Linked DNA regions of Homo sapiens: region 2 is linked to region 1. A link is an interaction called in ENCODE POLR2A ChIA-PET data of the cell type or tissue named here. Cell type or tissue: PC-9. All regions are shown on one strand. Links, peaks and the distances in the headings refer to the core of each region. The heading gives the core; the rest is flanking DNA.

Region 1 (5,378 bases), core at 80-5,079:
AGGGAGAAATAGTATTCCTGGAGGGAGATTCCAACTGGACAGTGGTTCCTCCCTAGGAGGTTACTGGAGATTAAATAATGGAGACTAAGATTCAATAATGGAGACTAAGAAGATACCGTGGGCCCTTGTGACTGCCTCCTCTGAGCCATCACGTTTTCATTCACTCCCTCACTCATTCCCTTGTGTCAGGAGCTCTGCTAGGCTTTGGGAAGGCACTGGTGAGTTACCCCCAGCTGAATCTTGGAGGAATTAAAAGGGCAGCACATTAGCCCAGAATAGAGCAGCTAGTAAGGATTGGAACTGACTGTTGAACCTGTGAAGCCACCTGGGGTCTTGATGTCATGGTAGTGCCCTCATGGAGGAAAAACATTTTCAGAAGAATAAAGGGCTCTGAATCATATTAATATTTGGATATTTTAAAATCAGAAAGATCAAGTGGGAGATAAGAGAAATTTACAGTTACAGACTGGAACCAGGGAATGCAGCCTAGAGAGGTGGTTGGCTGGTTATCTTTTGAATCTAAATTAAGTTCTCTTTTAAATTTGAATTTAAATGCCTTTAGGTGGGGGTTGAAAACTTCCTTGGTTCTCACCACTGTCTGTTGATTCACATACAGTATTTATTGGCCATCTGCCTAAAAAAAAATGGTGAATAAGTTGACATTCATTTCCATTCATTCCACATAGGTGTATGTACACACACACACACACAAACACACACACACATATAGTTGGTTGGTTGTTTTGTTTTGCTGGGGCTCAAGTGATTCTCCCACCTCGGACTCCCGAATAGCAGGATAGCAGGAACTACAAGCGTGTGCAACCATACTTGACTAATTTTTTTTTTTTGTGAGACAGAGTCTTACTCTGTCGGTCAGGCTGGAGTGCAGTGGCGCAGTCTTGGCTCACTGCAACCTCTGCCTCCTGGGTTCAAGCAATTCTCTTGCCTCGGCCTCCCAAGTAGCTGGGACTATAGGCGCATGCCACCACACCTGGCTAATTTTTGGATTGTTTGGTAGAGACAGGGTTTCACCATGTTGGCCAGGCTGAGGGTTTTTTTTTTTAAGTTTTTCATTTTTGGAGACGGAGTCTTGCTTTGTTGCCCACCCAGGCTGGAGTGCAGTGGCACAATTTTAGCTCACGGCAACCTCTACCTCCTGAGTTCAAGTGATTCTCCTGCTTCAGCCTCCTGAATAGCTGGGACTACTGGTATGTGCCATCACGCCCGACTAATTTTTGTATTTTTAGTAGAGACGGGGTTTCACCATGTTGGTCAGGCTGGTCTCCAACTCCTGACCTCAGGTGATCCGCCCGCCTCGGCCTCCCAAAGTGTTGGCATTACAGGCGTGAGCCACTGCTCCCGGCCTTTTTTTTTTTTAGTAGAGACAGATTTTCACTATCTTGCCCAGGCAGGTCTCAAACTCCTGAGCTCAAGTGGTTCTCCTGCCTTAGTCTTCTGAAGTGGTAGGATTAAAGATGTAAGCCACTGAACCCAGTCTTTTTTTTTTTTTTTTTTTTTTTTGAGACTGGGTCTCTCGCTCTGTGGCCTAGGCTGGAGTATAGTCATTATGATCAAGGCTTACTGTAGCCTCGACCTCCTGAGCTCGAGCAATCCTCATGCCTCAGCCTCCCGAGTAGCTGGGACTATAGGCAGACACCCCTACGCCTGGCTAATTTTTGTATTTTTTTATTTTGTAGAGACAGGGTCTCACTACGTTGCCCAGGTGGGTCTTCAACTCCTGAGCTGAAGCGATTTTCCCTCCTCAGCCCCAAAGTGCTGGAATAACAGGCAGTGAGCCACCCTGCCTGGCCCCCTATATGTATATTGAGAACTGCTATGTGCTGGCACTTTTCTAGGTCTTGGGAATACAGCAATGAAGAAAACAGACAACAATGGAACTTAAAATCCATTGTGGTTGGGGAGAGATCAATAGAGAAGATACATGCTAGATGGTGATAAGTGCTAAGGAGGAAAAGTGGGAAAGGGGTTAAAGAGTATTGGAGGAGGAGCAGTTAGAAGGGTTGGCCATTGTAGGCTTCACTGGGAAGATTAATATTTAGTAAATACCTGAATTAGGTGCGAGAGCTGGCCATGTGGCTGTCTGAGGCAAAAGCATTCTAAGCATAGAAAACAACAAATGTGGCGGCTAGGCGCGGTGGCTCACACCTGCAGCCCAGAACTTTGGGAGGTCGAGGTGGGTGGATCACCTGAGGTCAGGAGTTTGAGACCAGCCTGGCCAACATGGCGAAACCCCGTCTCTACCAAAAATACAAAAATTAGCCAGGCATGGTGGTGTATGCCTGTAATCCCAGCTACTGGGAGGCTGAGGCAGAATTGCTTGAACCTGGGAAGCAGAGGTTGCAGTGAGCCGAGATGGCACCACTGCACTCTATCCTGGGTGACAAAGTGAGATTGTGCCTTAAAAAAAGAGAGAGAGAGAAGGGAGGGAAAAGAAAACAACAAATGCAAAGGCCTTAAAGTGAGACCAGGTGTGTTAGAGGAACCCCATGGACATGCCACATACTATTCTAAGTTTTCTCACTCCTAGGAGGGAGATACTATTATTGTTCCCATTTACAGATGGGCAAATTGTGACCAGAGATGATAAGAAACTTGCTCCAGGTTGCATAAGAGGCAGAGGTAGCTGCTGAGGAAGGCAGAGTTTGTGCTCTTAAACACTAAGCTATTAAATCATTAAATAAATGATTTCATTAGCCTGGGTAGACCCAGGTACCAAAGATTTATACCTCCAGCTCCCAGTGAACTTTCCAAGCCCTTAAGGAAAACCCCGGGTGTGGTTGTAGGGGAGGGAGTGACTCAGGCCTTGGCTGGCTTCCTGCTGAGTCACTACTCCTGGGCCCAGGAGGGAGGCTCAATCCTCATCTCTTCGCAGTGGCAGGTTCCTGCCTTTTTGGGGGAAATGTCTGGCGCCAGGTCTTAACCGCACACCATCGGTGGATGAATTTGTCTGACTTTCCTAACAGCTTCGTTGTGAAATTGTGGGTGCGCTCCATTTCCTAATGTGACCCTTCAGCCAGCAAGAGGGAACTTTCTGCCCAGCCTAGCACTTCATTCTCCAAGGTGTCCTCGATGGACAGGTTCTGCCCCTTGACAGGCTGGCTGGCTTCCATCTCAGGTCAAACAGCTGTGTGCTTGGCACGCTCAAGACAAAGTTGAGCAAGATGCCAAGGGAGCCACACGCATTATCCTGGGCCTGGTGATGCTCACTCCAGACACATTCACAGATACAGCAAAGAAGAAATGGGTAAGGACTGTGATGTGGATGCCAAGTGCCATGCACCAAGTTGGTTAATACTTCAAACCAAGAGTCAGCCAGGCATGGTGGTGTGTGCCTGTAGTCCCAGCTACTTGGGAGGCTGAGGCAGGAGGATCACTTGAGCCCCGGAGGTAGATGCTGCAGTGAGCTTTGATTGTGCCACTGCACTCCAGCCTGGGTGACAGAGAGAGACTGTCTCTAAAAACAACAAACAGGCTGGGAGCGGTGGCTCACACCTGTAATCCTAGCACTTTGGGAGGCCGAGGCAGGTGGATCACCTGAGGTCAGGAGTTTGAGACCAGCCTGGCCCACATCATAAAACCCTGTCTCTAATAAAAATACAAAAAATTAGCCAGACTTGGTGTTGGGCGCCTGTAATCCCAGCTACTCGGGAGGCTGAGGCAGGAGAATCACTTGAACCTGGGAGGCGGAGGTTGCAGTGAGCCGAGATCGCTCCATTGCACTCCAGGCTGGGCAACAAGAGTGAAACTCCATCTCAGAAAACAAACAAACAAACAACCAGTGATTCATGAATAATAATAATAGTTAACATATAGTGAGTATTTAAAGTGTGCCAGGCAGTATTCTAAGCACGTAACATGTTTTATTTCATTTTTGTAAACCTCACAATAACTTGGAGGAACTTCCTATTTTATAGATAAGAAAACGGAGGCACAGAGACATCACAGCTAGGAAAGGGCACAGAGGACAGCAGGGACAAAATCCTGGAGTCAGGAAAGTCTGGGCTGGATTTAGGGAGCTGCAAGGAGCTGCTGTAAGTGGGTGGAGGAGGAGTTACAGTGAGAGATAAGGCTGGAGAGGACAGTAGGGCCAGAGTCAGAATTTGGACTGGAGTTCATGGCTGGTAGGGAGCCACTGAGGACTTTTGAACATGTCTTTCCTTGGTGCTTCTGAGTTGCATCTTTTTTTCTTTTTCTTTTTTTTGAGACGGAGTTTTGCTCTTGTTGCCCAGGCTGGAATGCGATGGCACGATCTTGGTTCACTGCAACCTCCACCTCCCGGGTTCAAGCAATTCTCCTACCTCAGCCTCTGGAGTAGATGAGGTTACAGGCGCTCACCACCACACCTGGTTAATTTTTGGTATTTTAAGTAGAGAACGGGGTTTCACCATGTTGGTCAGGCTGGTCTCCAACTCCTGACCTCAGGTGATCTGCCCGCCTTGGCCTCCCAAAGTGCTGGGATTACAGATGTGAGCCACCGAGCCTGGCCAGAGCTGCATCTTTGTTCATTTGGTTTAGCGCCACCTTGGAGAACAAAGAGTGAGGATTGAACAAAAACAGTAGAAAAAACTCAGGCTCTTTGTGTGATGAGGAGCCTGTCACTTGCTCACCCAGAATTTTCTGTATTTGTTGTGCTCCTGCTCTGGAATATCCTCTAGATAAGAAATGTATGTTCCCGGAAATGTTCCAACAGGTGTTTTCCACAGCTGGACCATCCTCTCCTTTCGAGCCATGCCCACCTACCCTGATTCAACTCACTTTTCCTGACTTTCACTCCTTGTTCCCCAACTCTAATGTGCACATTAGTTGTTTCTGGCTAGCTAGCATTTCCACTTCTGTAAAACTTCTCCTCATCCTTGTTACAAGATCTGGTGGCCAGGTGCCATGGCTTACTCCTGTAATCCTAGCACTTTGGGAGGCCAAGGGGGACGGATCACTTGAGCTCAGGAGTTTGAGACCAGCCTGGTCAGCATGGTGAAACCCCATCTCTACTAAAAATACAAAAAATTAGCCGGGCATGATGGTGCGCGCCTGTAATCCCAGCTACTTGGGAGGCTGAGGCAGAAGAATCACTTGAACTTGGGATGATTCAACCTGCGGATGTTGCAGTGAGCTGAGATCGGGCCAGTGCACTCCTGTCTGGGCGACAAAGCGAGACTCAGTCTCAAAAAAACAAAAACAAAAACAAGATCTGGTGAGGTTGCCTCACAATATTTTCTTGTGGTAGACACCATTAGTGACCTACCCAATGCAGTCTCCCTCCTTCCTGGCTCAGGAAATACCAGTTTTGCTGGGCACAGTGGCTCATGCCTATAATCCTAGCACTCTGGGAGGCCAAGGCAGGAGGATTGCTTGAGTTC
Region 2 (5,378 bases), core at 174-5,173, 130 kb before region 1:
TTAGAATTTTTAGCTCGGTTAATTGTTAAAGCATATTTTATAAGTCTATTTCTAGACTTGAAGTCGTGTTAAATTTTCTGTTAAAAGTAGAAATATGTACTTAGAATCATGGCGCATCAGTTTGACTTTAAGCTACTATTCTGTACGCTCTGGAACATACATTAAAATTCCAACTTTGGCGCTAAAAATGCTGAATTTCCATTAGGAAATGCACTTTACCCTAATTCTCCTTACACATCAATAGTGATCATATCTTCCAGAATCTGCTCTGCAGCCTTTTCCGGAGACTGTAGGTTATAACAACTCATTTCCATTATAACTGACATATCCACAGTTACTGACTCTTCAATCAGCCGGAGGCATTTTATAAGACATATGACATCCCGAGCGATGTCCACATCTACAAATAAGAGAAAGTTAACATTTATGTCTTAAGCCAATGACAATCTATTGATTGATATTACATTAAAATGTTAATAATTAAATGACAAGAAATCTATCTGAGGTCTCAGAGATGCTTTGGTCTCTTAAGTGTTCATTAAAATATTTGTGGTGTGGTAAAGTGACCAAGACAGGTGTGGCAATCGATATTTTTTGTATCCATGTGAAACGAAGCATAGGGTTTATATAGGAAGGGGATTAAATATGGACATAACAATTACTATTACCATCAGATATGGTTGTCTCATCTTCTGTCAAAAGGTTCTCATAAGGCAGGAGATACAAATGATCCACTAAGGATGAGGGAATAAGGAAAGACAGGTACCCCTGGAAATACAAATTTTCCAGTTACATTTTTGTCAGTAAAATTTTAAAGGTATAAAATAATTGAGATGTGCATCTTATCATGAGGCAAACCCAAGTTGCAATACACTCTATAAAATAATAGGTGTAAGTCTTGGCTGGGCACAGTGGCTCACATCTGTGATCCCAGCAGTTTGGGAGGCTGAGGTGGGAGGATCACTTGAGCCAAGGAGTTCAAGACCAGCCTGGGCATCATGATGAAACCCCATCTCTAAAAAAAAAAAATTAGCCAAGTGTGGTGGCACACAGCTTTAATTCTAGCTGCTAGGGAGGCTGGGGTGGGAGGATCACCTGAGCCTGGGAGGTTGAAGCTGCAGTGAGCCTTAAGAGTGCCACTGGGCCGGGCGCAGTGGCTCACGCCTGTAATCCCAGCACTTTGGGAGGCTGAAGTGGGTGGATCACGAGGTCAGGGGATCGAGACCATCCTGGCTAACACGGTGAAACCCCGTCTCTACTAAAAATACAAAAAATTAGCCAGGTGTGGTGGCGGGCGCCTGTAGTCCCAGCTACTGGTGAGGCTGAGGCAGGAGAATGGCATAAACCCAGGAGGCAGAGGTTGCAGTGTGTTGAGATCGTGCCACTGCACTCCAGCCTGGGTGACAGAGCGAGACTCTGTCTCAAAAAAAAAAAAAAAAAAAAAAAAGAGTGCCACTGTACTGCAGCCTGGGTGACACAGCAAGACCCTGCCTCAAACAAACAAACAAACAAACAAACAAAAAAAAGAAACAAGCATAGTCTTCAAATAACATCATTCTCATGAAAGACAAAGAAACGCTGATAACAGTTTGAGGTTAAGCTAAAGAGACACAATAACTAAATACATATATTAGATTGGATCCTGGACTTTGGGAGGCCAAGGTGGGCGGATCACCTGAGCCCAGGAATTTGAGACCAGCCTGGTCACAACATGGCGAAACTCCGTCTCTATTAAAAATACAAAACTAGCCAGGTGTGGTGGCGCGTGCCTATAATCCCAGCTACTCTGGAGGATAGGCAGGAGAATCGCTTGAACTCAGTAGGCGGAGGTTGCAGTGAGCCGAGATTGCACCACTGGACTCTAGCCTGGGCGACAGAGCAAGACTGTCTCAAAAAAAAAAAAAAGATTGGATCCTGGATCAGGAAAAAAAATTATGGGCACAATTGGCAAAATCTGAATATAAACTATATATATATATATGTTATATTTGGCAAAATTTGAATATAAGCTGTATAATATTATGTCAATATCAAATAACCTGATTTTTAAATTGGGCTGTGGTTATTTAATATCTGTGTTCTTAGATACATGCTGAAATATTTAAGGATATTTAAGGATAAAGGAGCATGATATCTACAACTAACTTCTCAGTAGTTCAGGAAAAACTGTTTAGAGAAAGAAGAAAAGCATATGGAAGTTAACAAATGATGAATCCAGATGAAGGGTATACAGGAATTCTTTGTGCTATTCTTGTAACTCTTACCTTAAGTTGGAAATTACTTCAATATAAAAAGTAAATAGGCCGGGTGTGGTGGCCCACGCCTGTAATCCCAACACTTTGGGAGGCTGAGGCGGGTGAATCACCTAAGGACAGGAGTTCAAGACCCACCTGACCAATATGATGAAACCCCACCTCTACTAAAAATACAAAAATTAGCCGGGTGTGATGGTGTACACCTGTAGTCCCAGGTACTCAGGAGAATTGCTTGAATCCCAGAGGCGGAGGTTGCAGTGAGCTGAGATCACACCACTGCACTCCAGCCTGGGTGACAGAGCAAGACTCCAACTCAAAAAAAGAGAAAAAAAGAAAAAGAAATAAATACAATAAAATACAAAAAAAGTATAGAGAATAACACAGAAAACTATTTAAATGAATGAATCACAATTTTAGGGGAAAAAATACAAATGCAAAGTCCTAAATGCTAACCGCAACATTCACCAGACTAACATTCGGCAAGAGCCACTGAACTTTTTGTTTTCTGAAGGCATTTTGTTATAACAGCCACTGAACTGTCTCAAGAAGGTCTTCTCTATGCTTTAGCTCACTTACTTTTTTCAGCAGGCACACCATGTTTGTGTGTGGATTCAAATGTAGGGCAAGAGGGTGAGAGAGGGCTTCTTGATACTGAAGACAACAGGCATAGAACTTGCACCAGAATTCTTGTTGTAAATTTCGAAACTCCTCCTGGGAGAATTCATACTCTGTTACACTTCCTTGAAGCTGGCAAAGAAGAAATGAAAGAAATTAAACTTTTGATGCCATTCAGGATCTTTGTCCACAAAAAACATAATTGTCCAATATCATTATACTAAGCTACAGCCAAATGAATATTCCTTACGTATTAAAGGCCATAGACTATGCAAATGTGTATCTGATTCTCTAGTTAAAAGGTTTAAACATTTATATGTTCCAACAAACAAGGTCAAGTGAAGAATTCCAGTAATTCCTCGGTCAGTACCAATCTGCCCTATATCAAGATGGAAGGAATTCTTATTCTTTCTCTACCCAAGCCTCACCTCATTTTCAACAGCTAAAGTAACTTCTTTCTTCAGTTCACTCCAGGAAAGATCCAAATTCCTCTCAGTTCCTCGGCAGAAAATCTAACATTAAAAGACATTTTAGACTTCTATATAATAGCCAAAACTGAATGGAAAACGTTTCAGTTTAGAAGACATAGAGGCAATATAAAACTATATAATAGAGATTTGGCATACCTGGAACACACATCACCCAAGAGAAAGTTAAGAAACTGGGTGTATTTAGTCTGGAGAAAGGTGACCTGGAAAGATTCTTAAAATACTTGAAGGGTTGATTTATAGAAGAGAGGCTTCCTTTTCAATGACACAGTTTGGGAATAATAACTCCCACAAGAGGTAGTGACAAAGTGGTCAGTGGAGGTAGAGACAATTAAAGGCTGAATAACTATCACAAAAGCCTCAGAAGGCATTTCTGTTTTATGTGGGAGGTCAGTCTAAAATATTCTAATATAATTTTCAATTATATGAGTTATTGTATTTTAAATCCATCCATGAAGCTAAGTAGTAATTTAAAGAAGCCTATGCAAGCTGGGTGTGGTGGCTCATGCCTATAATCCCAGCACTTTGGGAGGCTGAGGCGGGTGGATCATTTGAGGCCAGGAGTTCGAGACAAGCTTGGCCAATATGGCAAAACCTTGTCTCTACTAAAAACTACAAAAATTAGCCGGGTGTGGTGGCATGCGTCTGTAGTCCCAGCTACTTGGGAGGCTGAGGCAGGAGAATCACTTGAACCCAGGAGGCAGAGGTTGCAGTGAGCCAAGATCGTGCCACCGCACTCCAGCCTGGGCAACAGAGCGAGACCCTGCCTCAAAGGGAAAAAAAAAAAAAAAGTCTATGTAACTTTTTGTTGTTGTTTTAATAGAGATGGGAATCTTGCCATGTTACCCAGGCTGGTCTTGAACTCCTGAGCTCAAGCAATCCACCCCCTTGGCCTCCCAAAGTGCTGAGATTACAGGTGTGAGCCACTGCACCCAGCCAGAAGCCTTTGTAACCTTAAAAAATCCTTTCAGTTTTTTTTTTTTTTTTTAAGATAGGGTGTCACTCTGTTTCCCAGGCTGGAATGCAGTGGCATGATCAAGGCTCACCATACCCTTTACCTCCTGGGCTAAAGCAGTCCTCCAACCTAGGGCTCCTGAGTAGCTGGGACCACAGGTGCATGCCACCACACCTGGCTATTTTTCTATTATTATTATTTTTTTTAGAGATGGGGTCTCCCTCTGTTGCCCAGGCTGCTCTCAAACTCCTGGGCTCAAGTGATCTTCCCTCTTCAGCCTCCCAAAATTTTGGGATTACAGGTGTGAGTCACTACCGTTGGCCAAAGAATCCTTTTGTAAAGCACTGGGCTTCTCTTATACAATGAATTTGAAGCCAAAAACTTTTTTTTTTTTTTTTTTTGAGACAGAGTCTCACTCTGCCGCCAGTTTGGAGTGCAGTGGCGCAATCTTGGCTCACTGCAACCTCTGCCTCCCGGGTTCAAGAGATTAATTCTTCTGCCTCAGCCTCCCGAGTAGCTGGGACTATAGGCGTGTGCCACCACGCCCGGCTAATTTTTGTATTTTTAGTAGAGACGGGGTTTCACCATGTTGGCCAGGATGGTCTCGATCTCTTGACCCCGTGATCCATCTGCCTCAGCCTCCCGAAGTGCTGGGATTACAGGCGTGAGCCACCACGCCCGGCCTAGAGTTTTCTTGAATCTGAACCAAGTCAGACCTTCACTGTCCTAATAAAAAGGTTAAAACAGTATAACCAAAACTAAACAAAAAACCACTTTAAGTTTCTCTCAAGTACAGAGATTCTATACAGTGCAGTATGGTATCTTTTTACAGTACTGTAGGTAGAGGTTTCTCTTTCTAACTCTGGCATGTGTCACTGATTACTGGGAAAGTGGTCCCCCCTCCAACCTCTCCACCATGAATACTGTATTTAATGGAAAGAACATTAAAAAAATTATAAAAGTATTTACAAACACACATATGTATGAATACAGAAGTACATTCAGTGTTTAATATATGCAAAAACTTAATAGTAATTATATACAGTAATAAAATAAGAAATAGTC

What was found. ChIA-PET counts read pairs that join two places held together with the same protein. Peaks named below come from ENCODE experiments on the same cell type or tissue, not always from the same donor. Only the 100,000 strongest peaks of a DNase experiment are listed, where the experiment ranks them.
Region 2: POLR2A ChIA-PET joins it to region 1 with 15 read pairs; 5 of 35 experiments call an interaction of 5 or more read pairs at or near these places.

Annotation. Positions count from the first base shown.
Region 1 is chr11:47,944,284-47,949,661 of GRCh38, forward strand. No RefSeq gene overlaps it. Among named protein-coding and RNA genes, the nearest start is that of PTPRJ, 34 kb to the right of the region's middle. RefSeq lists a silencer at 2,233-2,398 and an enhancer at 2,234-3,433. In PC-9, for the core only: no CTCF peak of the experiment used is centred there; a DNase peak (open chromatin) is centred at 2,948; H3K27ac peaks cover 2,944 bases.
Region 2 is chr11:47,812,648-47,818,025 of GRCh38, forward strand. It overlaps NUP160 (nucleoporin 160), which reads right to left. Exons shown (of 36, transcript NM_015231.3): 12 at 3,299-3,382; 13 at 2,832-3,002; 14 at 669-768; 15 at 235-400. Among named protein-coding and RNA genes, the nearest start is that of NUP160, 33 kb to the right of the region's middle. RefSeq lists enhancers at 733-1,233, 1,234-1,734. In PC-9, for the core only: no CTCF peak of the experiment used is centred there; no DNase peak of the experiment used is centred there.